Linked DNA regions of Homo sapiens: all the other regions are linked to region 2. A link is a loop called in an ENCODE intact Hi-C map of the cell type or tissue named here. Cell type or tissue: MCF 10A. All regions are shown on one strand.

Evidence for each region. Peaks named below come from ENCODE experiments on the same cell type or tissue, not always from the same donor. Only the 100,000 strongest peaks of a DNase experiment are listed, where the experiment ranks them.
Region 1: it touches region 2 in a loop (3-fold over the local background); 2 of 110 quality-filtered maps call a loop at or near these places.
Region 3: it touches region 2 in a loop (9-fold over the local background); 2 of 110 quality-filtered maps call a loop at or near these places.

The regions. Positions count from the first base shown.
Region 1 is chr1:208,982,340-208,990,339 of GRCh38, reverse strand. All of the region lies in intron 1 of LOC107985255 (a long non-coding RNA gene), which reads left to right. Among named protein-coding and RNA genes, the nearest start is that of LINC01774, 14 kb to the right of the region's middle. RefSeq lists an enhancer at 1,283-1,582. In MCF 10A, no CTCF peak of the experiment used is centred here; DNase peaks (open chromatin) are centred at 1,399 and 4,859.
Region 2 is chr1:208,804,493-208,812,492 of GRCh38, reverse strand. No RefSeq gene overlaps it. Among named protein-coding and RNA genes, the nearest start is that of LINC01717, 80 kb to the right of the region's middle. In MCF 10A, no CTCF peak of the experiment used is centred here; DNase peaks (open chromatin) are centred at 2,422, 3,952, 4,552 and 4,902.
Region 3 is chr1:208,925,541-208,933,540 of GRCh38, reverse strand. The region is part of intron 1 of LOC107985255 (a long non-coding RNA gene); the gene reads left to right. Among named protein-coding and RNA genes, the nearest start is that of LINC01774, 43 kb to the left of the region's middle. In MCF 10A, no CTCF peak of the experiment used is centred here; a DNase peak (open chromatin) is centred at 3,760.

The DNA of each region.
Region 1 (8,000 bases), 180 kb before region 2:
TTTTTCTTTCAGATTTGGGGGTACATGTGTAGGTTTGTTACATGGGTGTATTGGATGATCCTGAGGTTTCAGGTACAATTGAACCTATCACCCAGGTAGTGAGCATGGTACCCAATAGGTAGTTTTCCAACCCTTTCCCCTCTCCCTCTGTTTCCCCTCTTGTAGTCCCCAGTGTCTGTCGTTCTCATCTTTATGTCCATCTGTACCCAAAGTTTAGCTCCCTCATATAAATGAGAACATGTGGTATTTGGTTTGCTGTTTCTGTGTTAGTTTGCTTAAGATAATGACTTCCGGCCAGGTGCAATGGCTCATGCCTGTAATCCTAGCACTTTGGGAGACCGAGGCGGGCAGATCACAAGGTGGAGAGATTGAGACCATCCTGGCCAACATGGTGAAACCCTGTCTCTACTAAAAACACAAAAATTAGCTGGGCATGGTGGCGTGCACAGGTAATCCCAGCTACCCGGGAGGCTAAGGCAGGAGAATTGCTTGAACTTGGGAGGCGGAGGTTGCAGTAAGCTGACATTGTGCCACTGCACTCCAGCCGGGCAACAGATCGAGACTCCATCTCAAAAAAAAAAAAAAAAAAAAAGATAATGACTTCCAGCTGCATCCATGTTGCTGCAGAGGACATTATTTCATTCTTTTATGTGGCTGCATAGTATTCCATGGTGTATATGTACCGTATTTTCTTTATCCAATACACCTTTGACACCATGATATCATTATTAATCACAATATCAAATTAAAATCTGCTAGGAGAGTTACAATGACATTTCATTTCATAATTTTAAATGTATGGGCTTTTTTTCAAACAACGTAGCACAAGGGAATAATTAACTTGGTAAATTTAAAGTTCATTTTGCCATCTGGGCTGGGACCACTCAAAAAGAAAAACTTCTCTTTTTGAGCCAAAGACCAGAAAGAAAATAAGATGGGTTTTTACACCTTGGGCATGACAAAGGAACAGTTTAGCTGCAAATCTATGTTTGATAAAAGAAAAAAAAACTTTGTAGAGTAAGTGGAGAAGTGTTTGTAGCTCATGACCCAAGAGGACCCAATTACTGGGTGTCTGTGAAGGAGACAGAAGTGTCAGAGGGCTGATAGCAAACAAGCTCTCAAAGGCTGCTTCTAAAACCTGCTCACACAGGGCAGAATTCTAACAAGAAGCAGATGATATTCACCACCTGGGACCTGTCAGGGAGCTCCAGAGAGCCGGAGGGCCAGCTCTGGGAGGCTGATGGAGGTCAAGTACTTCTGGAGGGAAGGTGTGGTGAGAGGAAAACTTGGGAGACTGATTCTCCTTGTTTTTCTATTGCTTTGCTGCACCTCCCAGCGAGGCTTAGAAATTGCTCAAGACACACTGATTTCCTGCATGTTCTTACTCTGTGGTGGAAGGCTTCTGGGAGGGAGAGACAAACACTGTGAACAATGAGAAATAGAAAATGAAAGTAAAATAGCACCCGAGCTGACTTCATGCCAGATGAAGCAGAGATCCCTGAAGAGTATATGGGTGCATCAGAGGGTAGGAGAGAGGGGAGAGTGGGTGAAAAATGAGGTGAGGTCTCTTGGCTAAAATGAATTTTAAATTTATTGGTAAATTTCAATTACACAGGCTTTCCCTGAGGTGGGTTACTGGGATCAAAACTCTACTGTCATTCCTAATAGAGTGGAAATTCTTACAACAGTCCACTTCATTTTAGGAGTGCATTAGTCCCTAGGAATGTTTAACTAAAAGAGATAATTATAACAGCACCCAAGGAAAAACACACCCTCTTATCATCTTTTCAACCACAGAATAAACATTTTCCAGACACACTGAAGTGAATTTTCCTAACTCCAGGGCTTAGCACCAGCCATCAGGAGATGCTCACTAAATAATTATTGAATGAATGAATGGTATGGATGATCCTCTATGTGCCAGAGAGCTTTCAAGAATTGAAAAAAAGCAAAGATTAATAAAAGGAAACTTCTGATCAATGTGGTGGCCAAGCAGAAGTAATCAACCTTTCATTCTGCTCCAAATATATAGAAATGCTGACTTAGAGGCCGGGTGCGGTGGCTCACGCCTGTAATCCCAGCACTTTGGGAGGCCGAGGTAGGCGGATCACAAAGTCAGGAGATCGAGACCATCCTGGCTAACACAGTGAAACCCCGCCTCTACTAAAAATACAAAAAAATTAGCCAGGTGTGGTGGTGGGCGCCTGTAGTCCCAGATACTTGGGAGGCTGAGGCAGGAGAATGATGTGAACCCGGGAGGCGGAGCTTGCAGTGAGCTGAGATCTCGCCACTGCACTCCAGCCTGGGTGACAGAGTGAGACTCCATCTCAAAAAAAAAAAAAAAAAAAAAGAAATGCTGACTTAGATAGAACACAAACCTTTTCTTAAACTGTATAGCTGAAATTGAAAGCAGGAAGAAGGAAATATCACAAAGTCCCAGAAATGAACAAGAAACTCAAAGCCACAGTGGTAGAATGATGAATGTTTGTGGGCATATACGAATCACATGTGTACGTAAGGGTGGGGACATGTATCAGTCCTAAGCAGAATCAAACTATGACACAATATCATGGATGATAGCGAGAAATTGACTTTAATTACTCTATATTCCTCTAATTCAGTCGTATAAGAGAGATATTGATTAGTCATAGATTTAGTTAACTTTGTGCATTAGCATTATAAAGGCAAATACCAAAAAAGGGAGGAAGGAATGCAATGTTTAATTCCTAAACCAGTAGAAAGGGGAGAAAAAGGAAATAAAGGAAATGTGGGCCGGGTGCGGTGGCTCATGCCTGTAATCCCAGCACTTTGGGAGGCGGAGGCAGCAGATCACCTGAAGTCAGGAGTTCGAGATGAGCCTGACCAATATGGTGAAACCCCATCTCTACTAAAAATACAAAAATTAGCCAGGCATGGTGGCACCTGCCTATAATTCCAGCTACTCAGGAGGCTGAGGCAGGAGAATTGCTTGAAATCAGGAGGTGGAGGTTGCAGTGAGCTGAGATTGCGCCACTGCACTCCAGCCTAGGTGACAGGGCAAGACTCCGTCTCAAAAAAAAAAAAAAAAAAAAGAGTGCACATGCATGAAAGAGAGGATGTGGGAAGAGGTACGGGAATGAACTCATCCTTTAATCAGGAATCTACTCCCACAATAACAAACCGAATCCTGCAATAACAGCCTTAATCCATCTTGAGGGAAGAGTCCTCAGGACCTAGTCACCTCTTAAATGTCCTACCTCTCAACACTGGAATTGGGAATTAAGTTTCCAACACATGAACTTTGGGGAACACATTCAAATCACAGCAACAGCTAACAGTAGTGCTATTCTATCTGTAAAATCAAACATCAAATTCAAGGATAATAATGACAAGGCTGACAGCCATCAACACTGGAATTGGGAATTAAGTTTCCAACACATGAACTTTGGGGTACACATTCAAACCACAGCAACAGCTAACAGTAGTGCTATTCTATCTGTAAAATCAAACATCAAATTCAAGGATAATAATGACAAGGCTGAGAGCCATCATTCCAATAAAAATTACAATTCCCTGTCCAATATCCAGTTTTTATACCCAGAACTCATTGATATGAGAAGAGACGCTTTTAGAGGAACCCTGCAAAATCATGGTAAATGTATGTGGTAGTGGCTACTTCCTTTTCTCAAAGGGACCTACTGCCTTCTATTGGGTAACTGTATCCTAGGGAAAGTGGAATATCCAAACACTTTAAAGACTGTTGGAAAGAGAATCCAAGTTGATATTGAGGTCAAAGTGTCATCATGATTTTTCTGTCAGAGTGGGGACCTGGGATAGCCAAGTCCAGCCCACAGTCTGTTTACCGTATCTGTGAACTCATCCAGTGGTCATTTCTGCAGACCCCAATTAATAATTGTAATAGACATACTTGGTAGTTGGCACAACCTCCACGTTGAATCTTCAGCCTACAGGATTAGGGGAAAAGTTAAGAAGAAGCCTGTGAAAACAGCTTATCCCCCATACTTGTTTCAAGATAGTTACTTAAAAAAAATTGTCCAATATGAATGGTTGAAATTAGTGCCACCTTTACAGTTTGTTAAAGGATACAGGAATGATGGTCCCCTTCAGTCTCTGTTTAATTCACCAATCTGATTTCTGCAAAAACAAGACATATTATTACAGTGGACTACTGCAAACATAGCCAGGTATCGGACCCAGTGGCAGATGTGGTATGTTTGCTAGAGCAGATTAACATGTCATCAGATATATGGTATGCAGCCATATTTCCGTTGCTCTGGAAAATATATTTTTTTCATCATTAGGAAGAGGAAATGAAAAGAATTTCATTTAAAGTGGACAACTGAATCAATTACATGTTTGTTTCAAGGCTGTGTTAACTCCTCTGCCCTTTGTTTAAATACAGTATGAAGAGGTACAGACCATTTAGACATCCATACAGAATGTCAAATTTGTTCACTATATTGACAACATGCTAATGGAACCAGATGAGCAAAATATAGATGCTAGTTGGAGGATTTGCTAAGAAGCATATTCTCTAGAGAGTTGGAGTTAAACCCTATGAATATTCAGGGCCTGGCACATAAGTAAAATTACGGATGTACGGTGTTTATGGCATGATAAGAATCACCCATCCTCCCCAAATAAAGAACAAATTATCAAAATTTGTATTCTCAGCATGAAGAAGGAAGCAAAATGCCTGGAAGGTTTCTTTGGGTTACAAAGGCAGCATATTCCACATTATGGGAACCATATCTGGGAATACTAATGTGACCTAAACACCAGATGATATGAAAATCTGCCAGATTTTAATAGGGCCCAGCTATGGCTCCTGTCTAGCACTTTGGGCAACTCATGCCAAAGGGTCAGCAGGTAAGGAAATGAATCACTGTCTTGGCAGGAGTAAGTCAGGATGCTGTTACACAATGAGAACATTAGGAATATATTTAGCAGCCAGATAATACACTTAAGTATCTTTTAGTGATTCTATATCACGTTTTGACAATAATTGCACAAATACAGTAACTCTGGTCTGAAAAGGTAATGGTAATGAGGAAGGGAATTAGACTGCACATGGTTGAAGATCTAGTTCACATCACCAGGCAAGTCTCCAAGACCACCAGAGGTGCTAGCTGGGGGTAAGGGAAATTTATAATAAGTGGTAGAGAAGGGAGATAACAAAGATCATTTCTGGACTTGAGATAAGCAAAAGTGATGGGGACTGTAGTTTATCATCACATTTTTTTTTCTTTTCTAAGTTTTTCCACTGGATTGTTAGAAGAGTCACTGCCAGAACCTATATGAGTAAGTGAATCCAGGCACTTAAGGTGTAGTCTGTGTTGAGTACTATAATATGCCTCCAGATTCCTCTTTACTAATTAAGGACATACTCCCCCAGCTTCTAGAAGTGCTGATGAAAGGCAGTCCTTAGCTGTAAACTTCTCCTGAGAGATTGCCTTTACTAAAAACACTGTCTCACCCCAAATCACACTTCTTTCAGAGAAGTCCACATCTAGTGACTGATCGTCCAGAGGGTATAAAGTCCTGGAACCCTTGCCTTAACTGGGCAAACTCTAAAGGACCATCCCAGCTCCAGAGCTCTTCATGGGGTCATCTTAGGTCTCTGTTGAGACTGCATCACAGCTCAACTTCTCCCTCTGCCCAAACGTGTTTTTTTTTTTCCTTTTCTTCTACAGGTTTTGATCCCAGGAGTCCCACCTAATAAACATCTTATATGTTAATCACCATCTTCCTGGTTGCCTCTCAGAGAACTTAAGCTGTATCAAACATTATATACTGATACTATAACTGAAACTATAACTATCATGAATTTATATATATATATATATATAGTCTTACTCTTCTCATGCTGCTAATAAAGACATACCCTAGACTGGGTAATTTATAAAGGAAAGAGGTTTAATTGACTCACACAGTTCTACATGGCTGGGGAGGCCTCACAATCATGGCAGAAGGTGATGGAGGAGCAAAGTCATGTCTTACATGGCAGCAGTCAAGAGAACTTGTGCAAGGGAACTCCCATTTATAAAACCATCAGATCCGTCAGACTTATTCACTACCATGAGAACAGTATGGGGGAAACTCCCCCAATGGTTCAATTGTCTCTCCCTGGCCCCACCTTTGGCATGTGGAGATTTTTACAATTCAAGGTGAGATTTGGGTGGGGACACAGCCAAACCATATCATACATTTATAAATTTATGAAATAAGTGCTGATAGAATTACATGAAGACATTTGTAAATACATAATACTTGTGTAAAAATTTTAACACCTATTTTAGAAACTGATAGATCAAGAAGTCAATGTTAGTAAAGATGCTAAAGATTTGAATAAAATAGCTGTTTTCTCTATGGTAATATAATGTAACACACCGTAATACAACATAACTATATTCTTATGTAAGGAGTAAGGAGCACATATGGTTTTTAAATATGCATGTATCATTTATTAAAAAGTTGGTCACGTTTTAGTTTATAAAAGGTCTAAAAAATGTCCAAATAATTGATATCATACAGAACATTTCATCTTACCACAGTATAAGACACAGTAAAATATAATTAATACAGTTGGGCCTTCACAAACCTATATTAGAAAAATAATGATCTATAACAAAAATTAATTAGTAATCAAAAATTCTCCCTAAAAAGGTACCAAGCCCACATAATTTTATAGAGAAGTTTTTACCACAAATCAGAAGCTCATAATTCCTTTCTGATAAAATCTCTTTCAGCAAATGAATAAAGAGAGTAAACTACCTATTATTTGATATCAAAATTAGGCACAAGAAGTATAAGAAATGAGATATATTGTCCAATCTCACTATAGCATGGAAGAACAAATTATAACATGTTAGCAAACCCAGAATTGGATTTATAGTACATCAGGATAAAACAGATTATCCCAAGTATACAAAGATATGTCAACATTTAAAAGATCTATAAATCTTCATTCAACACATGGAAAAAAAAAGACAAAAACGTGAGCATCTCAACGAATGTAGAAAAATATTTTATAAGGTCAATATTCATTCATAAATTAAGGAAAAGACCAGTACATTAGTACTGGGGAAAAAAAACTTCCTTAACTTTGTAAAGAGCATGTACCCAAACCCACAGAAAATGCCATACTTTATGGTCAGATTTTTAGAAGCATTCACATTAAACTCAAGACAATAAATTATTCACTAAAACCACTTCTATGTAGCAATTACTGGAAGTTTTAACCAATTCAAAAATGCAATAAAAAGAAATAAGTGATATAATTATTTGAAAAAAAGAAGCACAATCGTTATTTGCAGATGGTATCATTGTTTGCATACAAAATGCAAAAAGAATTCATAGACTAACTATTTAGAATTTAAAAAGTTCAGGAAGATTGCCAGAAATAAGATCAACATACAAAAATAATTAGTGAGATTTTATTTAACAATAATTGGAAAATAGAAAATGTTATTTTTTTAAAGATCTCATTCACAATTGCATTCAAATTTACACAGTGCCTAGGGCAAAAATAATCTAACAAATAGTATTTAATACTTTTATGAAGAAAATTACACAACTATACAAAGTCAAAAAGGAGCTTGGTTATGGATATGCAAGTTCAACATCATGAATATATGCTATAAATTATTTCCCACATTGATCTATAAATTCAATGTAATTCCAGTAAAAATCCCAATGAAATTATTTTCCATGGATTTGATGGATTTATTTTATTTATTTATTTATTTAGAGACAGAGTCTCTCTCTCTATCACCCAGGCTAGAGTGCAGGGGCACGATCTCAGCTCACTGCAACCTCTGCCTCCTAGGCTCAAGTAATTCTCGTGCCTCAGCCACCCAAGTAGATGGGATTACAGGCAGGTGCCACCATGCTCAGCTAATTTTTCTATTTTTAAGTAGAGATGGGGTTTCACCACGTTGGCCAGGCTGGCCTCAAGCTCCTGGTCTCAAGTGATCCTCTTGCCTCAGCCTCCCAAAGTG
Region 2 (8,000 bases):
TAGGCAACAAGTATTTATTGAGTATTTACCATGTGCCACCCACTGTGCTAGGTATGGGGAATAAAAAGTAGACATCGTCCGGGCTTGGTGGCTCATGCCTGTGATCCCAGCACTTTGGGAGGTCGAGACAGGCAGATCATGAGGTCAAGAGATCGAGACCATCCTGGCCAACATGGTGAAACCCCATCTCTACTAAAAATACAAACATTAGCTAGGTGTGGTGGCACGCGCTTGTAGTCCCAGCTACTCGGGAGGCTGAGGCAGGAGAATCGCTTGAACCCAGGAGACAGAGGTTGCAGTGAGCCGAGATCACACCACTGCACTCCAGCCTGGCGATAGAGTGAGACTTCATCTCAAAAAAAAAAAAAAAAATGTAAACATAATGCCTGCTAATGGGGAATAGAGATGAGTAAACAGGTAATTACCAAGCAGTCGGGAAGGAGCTTTTTCACCATTGAGGCTACTCAGGGGACCACAGTAGTACCAAGAAATGGGACTGACTCAGACTTAAAGAATCAAGAAAGGCTTCCCTGAGTAAATGACTTGTGAGCAGAGATCTACAGGGTGACTGGTAAAATGTGAGTGATGAATGTGGTGAGGAGAAGATGAATACAGGAAGGGAAGAATTAGAGACAAACACACCCGAAAGGTTCCTGAAATGGAAGAGAATGTGGTATGTTTTAAGAATTGAAGGCATTTCATTATAACAAGAACAAAAATGTGGTGGGGGCAGGGGGAGTTGTAGCAAGATTCCTGGATAACAAGCTGGTACCATATCACAATGGGCCTGATAAACCCTCGTAAGGATGATGGACTGTTTCCTAAAGGCAATGTTAAAACATCGCCAGCTTTTAAGCAAGAGGGTGGTGTAATCATAGTTACAATTTCAAAGGCCATTGTGTCTTCAGTGTGGAGGACGTATTGGAGAAGAGAGACAGGCAGGGCAGGAAGAACTATGTTAGACATCCTATTAACTCTTGCCTCCTCGGAGATATTGCTCCACCGATATCTAGTATTTAGGAGGCACTTACATTCATCCAGGCAAGAGATGGCAGTTGGTTAGACTGAGATTGAAAGTGTAGGTGGGTTCAGATAATGTCAAAGGGGAGAGCTGGCCAGCCTCGATGATTACCTGGGTATGGGAAGAGGTGGAGAAGGCGAGAGAGGAATCCAAGACTAGGGCCAGGATCACAACTTCTTTGTTCACCACTTATTTCTTGCATATAGAACAGTGCCTAGCAGGTGGGAGGCACTCCATAAGTATTTGTTGGTGTTATCATCTGCAAATTATGTTATTGGAGAAACTAGGTACAAGCAGCACCCCTGAGAAAGCAATACACAGGACTAGGAACAGATTGGGAGATAGGAAGGGGGAGGAGGATTTGGGGCATGCATACATTGACTTTAAAGTGTCCGTGGAGACACTTTGGATACTAGAGACTAGAGCTCAAGAGAAAATGATCTAAGTTGCAAATAAAGATCAGAGAGTCATCAGCAAAGATGAAACCCTGTAAGTAGATGAATAACTCAGGAAGAGAGTTGCACGAGTAGAGGAAAGCCCAGAGAAGACAACTGAGGAACAACCAGATATAAGGAGTAGGAAAAGGAAGACAGATCTCAAAGCCATGAAAAAAGAGTGCCTAGAAAGGTGCTGTGCAGCTTACTGGGGTATAAGAGTGAGTAGGGTGAAGAAAGAAAATGCAGCATATTTCAATACTAAATTTGCAGGCAAGATGGAAAGGAAATATTACGGGGGTGTCTGAAGGATGGGGGGCTAAAGAAAGACTCATTTTAAGACATTAAAATCTTGAGTATCTGTTAATGGAAATGGATAAGAGCCACAGAACACTAGATACTAGATATTGGTGGAGCAACATCTCTGAGGAGGTGAGTCAATAGGATGCCCAACATAGCAGGAGGTAAGAACGCTGAGCAGGCGAAGAGGCACCTCATTATTTGCAACCAACCAAAAGACAGGCAGAGAAAACAGGCAGAAACTCACATAGATAGGTCTGCTGGCAGGAAGCTGAGCGGCTTCTGGTGTTTTGTGCATTACACAATTGCTTATGTAATTCCTGTGATATTGTAAAGGGAGAACAAAAGTATTCCACATTGAACTCCTGGTCCACTTTCAGGAACCGCACTAGTTTCTGAGAGCATCACCTCCATTTCATAAAGATCAATAACACAGTGAATCAGCAACAATGATCATTGAAATCTAGAAGACTTACAGATTTCTTTTTCCTTTAGTTATTTTTCACATCCCTGAATAGAAAGGTTACAAGCAGAGGCTGCGAAAGCTGAACAGCTGGATAAAGACTGCATGATAAGGAGCAGTGGTTCTCAAAGTGTGGTCCCTGAACCAGCAGCATCAGCATTACCTGGGGACTTGCCAGGCATACAAATGTTTGTGTCCCATCCAAGACTTGCTGACTCAGAAACTCTGGAGGTGGAGCTTTGTATTAATCTCTCAGGTTTTCTGTAGCTAATTGCCACGAACGCAGTGGCTTAAAACAACAGAAATGTATTGTCTCAGTTCTAGAGGCTGGAAGTCTGAGATCAAGGTGTCAGCAGGCCATGTTTCCTCTGAAAACATCAGGGGGCATCCTTGCTTGCCTCGTCCAGCTTCTGGTGGTTCCAGATGTTGCTTGGTTTATGACAGCATAATGTCAATATCTGCCTCCATCTCCACCTGGCCTTCTCCTCCATGTCTCTTCGTCTCAAGTCTCCCTTGGCTTTTCTTTTACAAAGATACTTGTCACTGGAGTAAGGGCTCATCCTAAATTCACTATGGTTTTATCTCAAGATCCTTAATTATATCTACAAAGACTCTTTTTCCAATAAGGTCAAATTTACAAGTTCTAGGGGTTAGGACTTGCACATATATTTTTAGGGGCCATTATTCCACCCACTACGATTGTAGTACTCTGGGTATTTTCTGTTTTGTTTTCTGAGGTGACATTTTGCTATGTTGCCGAGGCTGGAGTGCAGTGGTTCTCAACCCTGGCTGCACAGTGGAATCACCTGGAGGGATCTTTTTAAATTCCTAAAAAGTTAAACACAAATTTTTTAGCATGGAACCCAAAATTCCCCAAGTGATCCCAATGTCAGTCAAGTTTGAGAACCACTGGTATAAAGGAAAGAATATTAGCGGAGGAGTTAGACAAGCCTCAGTTCCAAAGCTGCCTCTTTGTCTTATCAGCAGAGCCTGCTCTTCTGTAAAATAGAGATAAGCATACCTACCTCATATGATTATGTTACTTTTTGTGAAGATTAAACAAAATCCTCCATGTTAAGCACTGGGATTTTTAGCCATGTTATATGCTGTATGTCTTCAGGGCTTCATTCACCCATTAGCCTGGTGATTGAAGCATTCAAAATGACTTTCTGCTGAGAATCTTGGTTCTGCCTGTGGCATTCTCTCAGCTCACCTGATGACAGGTGGAATGGCTTCCTTTTAGGTATTCTCCTTGCAGGCCCCTCAGCTTTCAGAAAGGAAGTTATTCCTGCATGCCCCAGCTCAATGTCCTCTTATGTCATAAGAATTTCTATTTAATTGGCCACACAGAATATCTGGGTTTTAGTTATTTTCCAGGAAGAATCATTTTGAACTCATACTCACTCACTATTTATTAAACATTCTGTCGAGCAAAATACTTTCCGGGAAGATGGCTTAAAATATTGAAGACATTCTAACTTCCAGACAATTTAAGCTTTTTCATTCAAAAAAGGAAAAGAAAAAAATAAGAAAATAGTATTGCTTATCTAGCATCTAAATATCAGGGACTAGAGATATTGTGATAGTTTCAGTTGTCATGTAGCTTGGAGTCTAGTCAGGAAGACAAAAAAAAAAAAATCAAGTCATACCACAAACACATGAGAAATCGCAACCTTGGCAAATGCTGTGAAGGAAGCTTACATGATGCTATGAACCTCTAACAAGTTCAGACAGAGTCAGGGAGGTTAAGGTGGCTCTCCCACAGATGAGGGTTAAGCTGAGATGTCAAGAATGACTAGGAATTAACCATGGGGAGGTAGAGGGGGAGCATTGCAGACAAAAGGAATTGCAAGCTCAAAAAAGCTCTGTGGCAAGAGTGTATTCTTTTTGCTCCAATGTTCTTTGCTTCTTGCCTTTCCTTCCTTTTCCTTGTTACTTCATGGTCTCAAAATGGCTACCACAGCTCCAGACATGGAGTCCACATTCAAGTAGAAAAAAGGGAAAGGAGAGCAACACTAGCTCTATCTGTCCCTTTTATCAGAAGTCAAAATCTTTTCTAGAAGTCCCCCAGCAGGCTTCCCTTTTATATCACTGGCCAGAAAGAGGGCAAATGCTCATACTTAAGTCAATCCTTGGCAAAGAAGAATAGATCAACATGATTCGTCTAAATCAGGAGATCTCTTCCTTTTATTCCAAGGTGAAATATGACTTTTCTAAGCAAAGATGCTGTTGCTGCAGGGATGCTATTGTAGGCTCTTAAAAGTGTCTACCACTGTGGCTATGGCAGTAGTCCAAACACAAGATGGGGTGATATTTAGGAAGTTACAACAGCAGAGCTCATGATTCATTTACCACGAGGATAAGAAAGCAGAATCATCCTATGCAGCAAGTCACCACATGAGCTCAGGTAAGGAGTATGGCTCTGCCAAAAGCAGAGTTTCTGAACTTAGGCTTAGTGATATTTTGGACTGTATAATTCTTTGCTGTGAGTGGCTATCAAGTGCACTGTAGGATGTTCAACAGTCTCCCTGACCGCTACCCACTCAATGCCAGTAGCATCTGCCCAGCAGTGACCAAGTCTCCAGTCTTTGCCAAATGTTCCCTGGAAGAAAAGTCATCCCCTATTGTAAACCACAGCCTTAGAGAATTCCTCCTACTGAATATGACTATGAGTAATATAATGACAGGGCAGGGCTAGTGGGAGGCAAGGGAGGTACCCAGGGCACAGAATTTCAGTAGGCACTTGCACAACCCTGACAGTGGATGTCTCCTTAAATTTTGTGCCTTCAGAGCCTCACTGGGCTCTCCCAATATCTGACGGTGTAGTAGTAGCCCATATTTCAACAAAAATAAACATTCTACTTGTTGTTTCTTGTTCAAGGATGTGTTAAAGACATTGCCCTTTATGAAACACAGAGTTCTGTTTATGAGAAAACCCAGGAGAGCTCCTGCCCATTTTTTGTCCAGAGAAGAGACATGTTTTTCCTAAGCCACTAATTTGCTTTTATCTGATGAATGTTGTAAATGGTGTAATCTTTTGTTTTCCTTTTTGCATTGATTGTTATTAAGTTGTTTCCCCCTTTTTTGTGACATTGGCTCCTATAGAACTTGAAAACCAAATTTGTGGCTTACTTCAAGTTTGTAGAATATTCATTCTAGCCTTATTCCTGACTATATTTTAAGTTCCTGCCTTTGTTTTTCATTTCCATTTTGACTCAGTTTTTATTGGTGTTATTTTACATTTGATGTATTCTTATAAAATACCTTAAATATGTTTGAAACTAATATCATCAAGTACCCAGCATGGGGCCTGGCACGCAGAAGACATTTGATACATAGAAGTTTCCTTTCTTCATGTTGAGATAGAAAAGTGAGGCACTGCGTGGGACAGCTGTTTGTAATGGCCAAGTGCTCTAGAAGTGTAAGAGTAAAGGCTTCCAATAAAATCCAACACTGTTTTATTTTTTAAAAGTCTAGTAAACTAGGTATTGAAGGAACATACCTAAAAATAATAACAGCCATGTATGACAAACCCACAGCCAACATCATACTGAATGAGCAAAATCTGGAAGCATTTCACTTGAAAACCAGCACAAGGCAAGGATGCCCTCTCTCACCACTCCTATTCAACATAGTATTGGAAGTCCTGACCAGAGCAATCAGGCAAGAGAAAGAAATAAAGGGACTGGGTGTGGTGGCTTATGCCTGTAATCCCAGTACTTTGGGAGACCGAGGCGGGCAGATAACGTGAGGTCATGAGTTCGAGACTAGCCTGGCCAACATGGTGAAAGCCTGTCTTTACTAAAAATATAAAAAATTAGCCAGATGTGGTGGCATGCACCTGTAATCCCAGCTACTTGGGAGGCTGAGGCAGGAGAATCGCTTGAACCCAGGAGGCGGAGGTTGCAGTGAGCTGAGATCATGCCACTGCACTCGAGCCTGAGAGACAGAGTGAGATTCCATCTCAAAAAAAAAAAAAAAAAAGAAAAAGAAAAAGAAATAAAGGGCATCCAAATAGGAAGAGAGAAACTCAAACTATCCCTGTTTGTAGATGACATGATTCTATATCTAGAAAACCCCATAGCCTCGGCTCAAAAGCTCCTTCAGCTGATAAACAACTTCAGCAAATTTCAGCATACAAAATTAATGTACAAAAATCACTAGCATTCCTATACACCAACAGCCAAGCCAAGATCCGAATCAGGAAGGCAATCCCATTCACAATTTCTACAAAAATAATAAAGTACCTAGAAATATAGCTAACCATTGAAATCCTTACAATGAGAATTACAAAACACTGCTTAAAGAAATCAGAGAAGACACAAACAAATGGAAAAACATCTGATGCTCATGAATAGGAAGAATCAATGTCATTGTAATGGCCATACTGCCCAAAGCAATTTACAGATTCAATGCTATTTCTATCAAACTACCAAAGACATTCTTCACAGAAATAGAGAAAAATGATTTTAAATTCCTATGGAACCAAAAAAAAGCCTGCATAGCCAAGGCAATCCTAAGCAAAAAGAATAAAGCTGGAAGCATCACATTACTTTACTTCAAACTATACTACAGGGCTACAGTAACCAAAACAGCATGGTACTGGTACAAAAACAGACACATAGACCAATGGAACAGTACAGAGAACCCAGAAATGAGGCCACACACCTACAACTATCTGATCTTTGACAAAGGTGACCAAAAAAAGCAATGGAGAAAGGACCCCCTATTCAATAAATGGTGCTGGGGATAACTGGCTAGCCATATACAGAAGATTGAAGCTGGACCCCTTCCTTACACCATATATGAAAGTCAACTCAAGATGGATTAAAGACTTAAATGGAAAACCCAAAACTATAAAAACTGTGGAAGACAACCTAGGCAATATCATCTTGGACATAGGAACTGGCAAAGAATTCATGACACAGACACCAAAAGCAATTGCAACAAAAGCAAATATTGACAAATGGGATCTAATTAAACTTAAGAGCTTCTGCACCACACACACGCAAAAAACTATCAACAGAGGAAACAGACAACCTACAGAATGGGGAAAATTATTGCAATCTCTTCATCTGACAAAGGTCTAATATCCAGAGTCTACAAAGAACTTAAACAAATTTACAAGAGAAAAACAAAGAAACCCACTAAAAAGTGGGCAAAGGACATGAACAAACATTTTTCAAAAGAAGACATACATACAGCCAACAAACCTATGAAAAAAAGCTCAATATCACTGATCATTAGAGAAATGCAAATCAAAACCACAATGAGTTACAACCTCACACCAGTCAGAATGGCTATTATTAAAAAGTCAAAAATAACAGATGCTGGCAAGATTGTGGAGAAAAGGGACCACTTATACACTGTTGGTGGGAGTATAAGTTAGTTCATCCATTGTGGAAAGCAGTGTGTCAAGTCCTCAAAGAGCTGAAAGCAGAGCTACCATTCAACTCACCAATCCAATTACTGGGTATATACCCAGAGGAATAGAAATCCATTCTACCATAAAGATACATGCACAAGAATGTTCATCACAGCACCATTCACAATAGCAAAGACATAGAATCAACCTAAATGCCCATCAATGACCAATCGGGTAAAGAAAATGAGGTACATATACACCATGGAATACCATGCAGCCATATAAAGGAATGAGATCCTGGCCGGGTGTGGTGGCTCACGCCTGTAATCCCAGCACTTTGGGAGGCGGAGGTGGGTGGATCCTAAGGTCAGGAGATCGAGACCATCCTGGCTAATGAGGTGAAACCCTGTCTCTACT
Region 3 (8,000 bases), 120 kb before region 2:
AGTTCAGATCATCCTTGGCATCTTTATAGTATCTTTCTCTTCTGCAGCAGAGAGTAAAGGAAAGGATGGGGAGATAGAGAATATATGTGCGTGTGTGCATGAGTGTGTGTGCGTGTGTAAGGGGAGAGTGGGAAAGACAGAGAAAGAGAAAGAGAGACAGTGAAGGAAGGAAGAAGACTAGGAGAAAAAATACTTAGGAACGGAAAAGAATTAGTACTTTAAGGGAAATGCTAGATCTTGAAAAGTAGAGATTACTAGTGTAATGCAGTCTTTAGGAAAGACGTTCTGGAGATTTCAGGAATTTCAGGATATAGCATAAAGAATAATAATCCTTTGAAAAGTTTTGGATATCTTGGTGCCTGAAGCAAAAAAAAAAAAAAAAAAAAAAAAACAACAAAAAAAAACAGCTTCTGAAGGGTCTTATTTTAAGCACAAAAAAAGAATGCTGTGAAAAGAGGTTGTGGCTAGCTTATGGGTGACCAGCAGCCCAAAGAAGACAAAATAGACTTTTTAGGCTGGGAAGGAACTGAATGCTTTACGTGCAGCATAGACTGGAAACCTGCTGAATTTAGCAAAGCTTGGACTCTAGACTCTTCATGCTGTAGAAGAGAAACTCCTTGTCCTACACAGGACGGATTTAGAGGGGGATTTGCATTTCCTTCAGTAGGGGAGGGGAACACTGAAAAGAATTAAAAGGAGAGGGGATGGGCTCCTTGTGGTGTTGGTAGGCTTGGTCTGCACAGAAGGCAAAGATTGTTTTGCTCCTAGGGGACCCTGGATTTGAGACTCTGAGTCTCCCTCAAAGGCAGAAGTTGGTTTCACTGCCCAATGTGGAGAGCTTCATTTTCTATTCTCTGTATTTCAACTATTGGTAATTTACAGGGGCAACAACTTAGATCCTTCTTGCCCAGAAGTCTCTGGGTACCTAAAACCAATTACAACTCTTCACTCCCGTTATAGATTTAAAAATGTATCTTGGATAATGTCAAACAGCATCGAGAAAAGCCTTTGGGGCTCAAATAAAGTGGCAGTGACCTCTTTACCCTCAATTTTCCCCGGATGTCAGGACACCCTTCACAGGGTGAAGGAGTGTATAAATTTAATCTGGTTGTTCACAGCAGGGCCAAATGGAGGAACCCATTGCTTGTCACTCTGGGCAGTGACAGGCTCACAGCCCTCTCAGTGATGGGTGATGAAGCACAAACTGCCATTAGATATGTCCATGTCACCTGAGGAAGAAGAAAAGGGGATGGAGGAACCCTCACAGAACTACCTTTGTCAGGATGGTTTGCACAGGCCTTGTGAAGGAATGAGCTCTTTCTGAGTCAGTAAAGAAAATCTGCTCCTGAGGCAGTTGATGGATTCCTATCCAATCACCTTTTTAGGAATGTTGGAAACTGGTAGCTCTGATTCTACTGTGTCTCTCTCTCTCTGTAGATCTCACAACACATGTTTGCCTATAGAGAGGCTGCCGTGTTTTCTTTTTATCCAAAGCACAGTCTGCAAACCAGCAGCCTCCATATCACCTGGGGACTTGTTAGAAATGCAGAATATCAGGCCCCACCTTGGACCTCGAGTATCACAGTCCGTATTTTCACAAGATTTTCAGACGATTTGTATGCCCGTTAGTCACTGTTGTATATAATTCTCTAAATATGCAGTTTTACAGGAGAAAAAATCTGTAGATGTTGCTGATATCACTTACAAAAACAGCAGCAACTTTGCTTTATATATTTTCAAATATAAACTTTTTCAGTCAGTTCAGCTGAACGGTATTACCTAAGAGAAGAACATCAACTCCCTCTGCCTCCCAGTTGTAGTTTCCCAGGGAAACCAAACATAAATCGAATAGAAAGGAAATGCAAGGAACATTCAATTTCTTTTACACTTGACACCTGATTCCTTCCAGATTCAGTGTCAGTGTTATTTCCACGGCTCAATTGACTTGTTTGAGCATAAGAATGTGTATGCATGTGTGTGTGTGCTGCCCACATAAACCTAATCATTCTACCCAGTATTAGGTGATTTTTTGATATGGTAACATGCTTCATCTCTCTGTAGCATCCCCTTCCTTTCAGTTCTTGAAAAAATGATGGTGCTGTTTGCCACAGGCACATGCTCTGTGAAAAGACAGAGGAAATTCTAATGAGTTAGAAGAAGAGAGCCAAACTGTCTAGTTAAAGTTGCCTTAATCCCTCTGTGCTCATTACCACCTGTTTCTGCCTATTGTCACCAACCCTTCTGCAGCCATCCCTGCCCTACTCCCTGTCTGACCACCTATGCCAAGGGAGGATTTTGAAATGCCAAGAGGCAGAGACAAGTGCATTGCCCTATCCTCTTTCTTTGTCCACAAGAAGCTGGTGCAGCAGGGAGCAGGGCCCATGGGCAGATCTGGTAAAAAGGCATTGCAGAATCCAGAGTCTCACAAGCACAGGAGAAAAACACAAAGCTGAGGAGTTCATCTGGAGTTAAACGTGTGTGCTCCTTTCCCTTTTTTCTGCCTTGCTGATCTCCTACCTGCTTAGCAATCAAGATCCCACGTGTGGAATAGTCGCTTCATTTCTTCCTCTAGTCACATTCTACCCATGATCAAAGCCCTGTCTGAGATTCATTGCGTGTATTCATTCAAATATTAACTGAGCTCCAGTGGGGTGCTAGCTGCTGTCTTAGTTCTTCCAAATATAGAGACAAATAAGACAGAATCCTGACCATTTTCATCTCATTGTAGAATAATGAAATGAGTGTGGGCTTTATGACCAAAGTGGGCTGGATGTGAATTTCAACTTTGACGTTTTCTGGTGGTTTTGAAGATACACAGGCAAGTTTCTTGAACTCTACAAGCCTCATTGTTTGTGGGCAATAATTCTTCTCTTAAAACTGAGATTATAAACACCTTTAATGTAATGACCAGGACACAGGCTTCTTATGTCTTACATCTAATCAGGAGTTAAATGTAAATATTGCTACTTTATAAATACTGACTAAACTTAATTGAATTTTGAATATAATTTAAAAATCAATATCCTATAGAAAAACGTGAGTCCTAGTTGTCTTACCAAGTACCTGCAAGTCCTTGGAGAAATCACTTAACTTAGGAATTTTTTTTACACATAAGAAGGAGAAATTGGGAAATTTAAAAGATGCATTCTGGAAGTCTAACATGATTTTCCTGTAGGATTCCAAACTTCTGCAAAATGCTATGCTACTGTTCTACAACAAGTGCTGTATTCATAACTTACAAAGATGTGCTTAGACATGTGTAAGTATGTGTATATACATATATGTATACGTGTGTCGATAATAGATGTATTATTTTCAGTCATTTTCTGTATGAAGTTGTAAGTTCCTAAAATATTTCAGTAAATTAAAGACACAATATGTGTTAGAGTGAAGAAGCCTTTCAATCTGTTTACTGCAGAATTTTCCAAGCTATTTTATCCCCTCCCTTTTTATAGATAATGTCTATTAACATCTCCAACTGATATCTCCTTGACTAGTGCCTATTCCTTGTTTGACTCTGGGGATGGCTCCTAATTGATGATTATGGAGATTCACAGAAAGAAAACACTGTTTTCTCAGCATATTGAAATTATAGTTGCAGTAAACCATTGGCTTTCTATATTTTTAAATCTCAGTTTTGACTGCTTGTAAATGATCTCCAAATTCCATGTTGTGTAGTAATTTTTAATTTTGGCTCAACCCCCATTGTGTATCATGTAAAATGATTAATGAGCAGGATGGAGTCACTACGGCTAATGGCCAAGCCCAGCTGACTCATGTGGATCGTTTAGATGTGCTGTTTTGCACTCACTGTCACGACCAACAACTCCCAATATTGGCATATTTGCTACACTGTGGATTCATGATGATCTTCTACCACAGTCCTCAAGAACATCAGGAGTTAAATTACATACTGCTGCCTTTGGATGAAGGCTCCTATATTAGGCCACTGATTCCCCCACTAAAGGTAGATCATCACTCTTCTCCTCAAGTCATTGGTACTTTGTTAAGAGAAATCTGGCAGGTAATCGACAGACCCTTGCAATCTCATTGATAAGTTTCCAGCTCTCCTAAAATGTGAGACTTACCAGTGAAATATGCAGTGGTTTTTGAAATCCTGATATTGGTCAGCAAAGTCTAACACTTTTCCTTTTAGAAATGACCTAGCCATAGGAAGCTGTGCCACCTGTATTTCTAATGCCAAAACTCGTACTGGCATCTCTCTCAAGGTAAGTATCTTACAGTGCAATGGAATTGTTTCTGAAGGGCTACTGATCTCAGGCCTGAATTTTGAGGAAAAAAAAATTAAAGGCAGTTTTTGGAAACAAAGCCTATTTCAGAGACTGGAATGAGACTATCGGTTTACAACTCCAACTGGTATCTCCTCAACTAATCCCTGTTCTCCGTTTGACCCTGGGGATGGTTCCTAGTTGATGATTGTGGAGATTCACCAAAAGAAAACACTGTTTCTCAATTTAAATGATATGAGCCTGGTTGGGGGCAAAGACTGTTTATTGGCCTCCACTGTTCAGCAACTAATGAAATTAATTTTTTAAGAATAGTTACAAATGAAATACCGCATTTAGTCCACAGTGTCCTGGCTCACTAGGATATTCAATGAGCCAGACTTAGAGCTATGGAATTTCGCCAAGAGATTGTTCTTGGGGGAGCCAGAGCAGATGATACAAAGATTAAGGACTTCTCAGCAGAAACACTGCAATATCATGTCTAGAGTGGTTTCATTGTCTATGTATTATAGACAGGAAATGTGGCTGGCAGTCTGCAACAAGTCCTCTTATTTTCAGCACGGGAAATTATAATTTTTGAACTTGAATGCCATGTAAAATTAAGACTGAAAGACAGAATTCATGGCAAGTCAATTATTGATATTTAACTGAAGAAAGAACGTCATGGCCATCAGGGCTCAATAAGTCTTACAAGCTATCGTCCAGCCCTTGCAGCTTCTTTGGTCACCAGAAAAATGACAGAGGGCTGACTAATAGTGACTTCAGTTTGCAGAGATTGTTTCATCCATCATAGTGGTGATTCTAGTTTCTCTTTATAATATTATGGATGATCAGTTGGTGGTATTACTCATGATGGATGAAGCCCAAAAGGGCTAGCAGAGAATTCTGTGAGCCCAGGTAACATAGAAATGAGAAGTTAGGTAGATAGGAAAGTTCCAAAATCATTAGATTTTCAACGCTTTTCGATAAAAACAGAACTGAGATAGAACTTGTCCAGTTGAAGCTGGACACAGATATGGCTGCTTTATTGGTAATAATTTTTTTCCTTAGTGGCAATGAGACTGTAGGCAACAACAACAACAACAAAAGAAAAATCTGAAAAAAAAGACATGAGGACGGGCGTGGTGGCTCACACCTGTAATCCTAGCATTTTGGGTGGCCGAGGCAAGTGGATCACAAGGTCAAGAGTTCAAGACCAGCCTGGCCAAGATAGTGAAAGCCCGTCTCTACTAAAAATACAAAAAAATTAGCCAGGCATGGTGGCAGGTGCCTGTAATCCCAGCTACTCAGGAGGCTGAGACGGAGAATTGCTTGAACCTGGGAGGCAGAGGTTGCAGTAAGCCAAGATGGTGCCACTGCACTCCAGCCTGGGCGGCAGAGTGAGATCCGTCTCAAAAAAAAAAAAAAAAAAACAAACCCAGAAGTCTTGCTTCATGAGAGGAGGACCATGGCACTTGGCCTTGCATTCTGTTGGTCATAGTCAAAGAACCATCCTGATTCAGTGAGAGAGGGGACTACATATGGGTTTGGATGTCAGGGGTGTGGTTCATTGGGCATCTTTAGAGAAGAGCTATCACAATGATCTTGATCACCTATTCAGAGATATGCCTATTACTACTTTAAAAAGAGTGGGAAAGAGAAAAACTTTCTTTTTCGATATAGATTTGAGACTGTACTGGACTATAAATTTCAAGATACTATTGAGGCTAATTGTTCAATTTTGAAAAGTGAAAAGGATCAGAGCCTGTCTTATAATTATACTACTTTTTTTTTTTTTTTTTTTGAGACGGAGTCTCGCTCTGTCACCCAGACTGGAGTACAGTGGTGTGATCTCGGCTCACTGCAAGCCCCACCTCCTGGGTTCACGCCATTCTGCTGCCTCAGCCTCCCAAGTAGCTGGGAATACAGGCACCCGCCACCACGCCCGGCTAATTTTTGTATTTTTAGTAGAGACGGGGTTTCACCACGTTAGCCAGGCTGGTCTCGATCTCCTGACTTCGTGATCCGCCCGCCTCAGCCTCCCAAAGTGCTGATTACAGGAGTGAGCCACTGCACCCGGCTGAGAAATGCACTTCTGTTGAAACACTGTGTTCTTCAGCAAGCAGAAGGAGTCTCATTACTGTGGATGGAAATTAGAATTTCTGCTAAAGGGAGAATAGACCGTTATTTTAGGAAAACGGCAATCCTATTAGTTGAGGAAGAAGTAAGCTCTCTGCTGGTTGGAGGCATCCAGGAAATTGGGCAACCTGTAACGATATTATGGGGCGGGCTCTGACAGCCTTCAAGTCTGGTAGCCAGTAGTCAAGAAGTAAGTAAGTCACTCTTTAGAGTGCAGTAATTTCCTTCCATCACCTCTCAAATCTTTGGGAATCTCATTAGAAGTGTAGTTGGACCTCTGTTTTGTTGTGGGAAATAAGGGAACTATCTATGCTTTTGTAAGGGAGCACAGCACTTCCACCCTTGTCCGCAAGGACAGCGTGATCATATAAGTCACATCCCAAGCTAGAGTAGTGTCTTGATATTGAAAGACTCAACTGACCAACGCAGAGGCAGTAACAGACACTGATGCAGCGGTGAGATGAGCCACCTCTGCCTGGTCAATTTTCTCAGAAATACCAGAGGAAAACGAGTCACCAAAGATGACAGGTTTGGCTAAGTCATCATAATTTGGTTAGTAGCAAATGTAACTTAACTTTATACTCAAATATGGTATATGGTAAGGCTTGTACATGCCACTTATGCACGGCGCAATTATCATGGAAAAACACTGAGGGGGTGAAGTCAGGTTGGAGATCGTGCCAGAGAACATTAGACAATAGACAGAGTAAATCAGGAATAGTTTTCTCAAGAGTGGACCAGAGGCTCCATAGTATTTATGTACATAATTATGATTTCAAAATGCCACCGTGTGTGTGTGTATACCTGTGTGTGTGTGTACCTGTGTGTGTGTGTATTGTGTGCACAATTTATGGACAACTTTAACGAAATCTCTTGCCTTACTGAGCAAAGAAGGCAGAAAACAATTTAAACTTTTTTGATGAGAGAGGGTTATGAACACACACACCAGTTAAACGTGTTGCGCCTTAGTGTAGAGATGTCTTAGAATTATTTCAGTGGTAGAGGGCATAGCTTATCTTCTTCCTTAATTTCCCCCAAACTCATTTGTATATCCAGTAACTCTTGGTTATTCTTTCAGTGTTTCCCTTACTCTTTTCAGATGTCGTTTCATGATGCATTGGCTTCTAGGAGCCTACCACTCTCCAAACTTAACTACTTTACATCTGTTGTAGATGATAGCTTAGAAGAAATCAAATATTGTTGGAGCAAATCAGATTTCAAATCCTTATTATATGATTTTTAAGTCAATCCTCCTGAAGGTAGCCCAATGTCTCTCCCATAAAGTTCATGAATTTTATAACTCTTTTTGTGTATGTTTTCTGCTATGTCTAGGTTAACAGCTATATTCTGGCTAATTTTGGTTGCTAGAAGGCTGACCACTGGCGGGGGGGGCGGTCGCAGTGGCTCACACCTCTAATCCCAGTACTTTGGCAGGCTGAGGCAGGCAGATCACCTGAGGTCAGGAGTTCAAGACCACCCTGGCCAACATGGTGAAACCCTGTGTCTACTAAAAGTACAAAAATTAGCCGGGTGTGGTCGTGGGTGCCTGTAATCCCAGCTATTCGGGAGGCTGAGGTAGGAAAATTGCTTGAATCCAGGAGGCAGAGTTTGCAGTGAGCCATGATCGTGCCAATG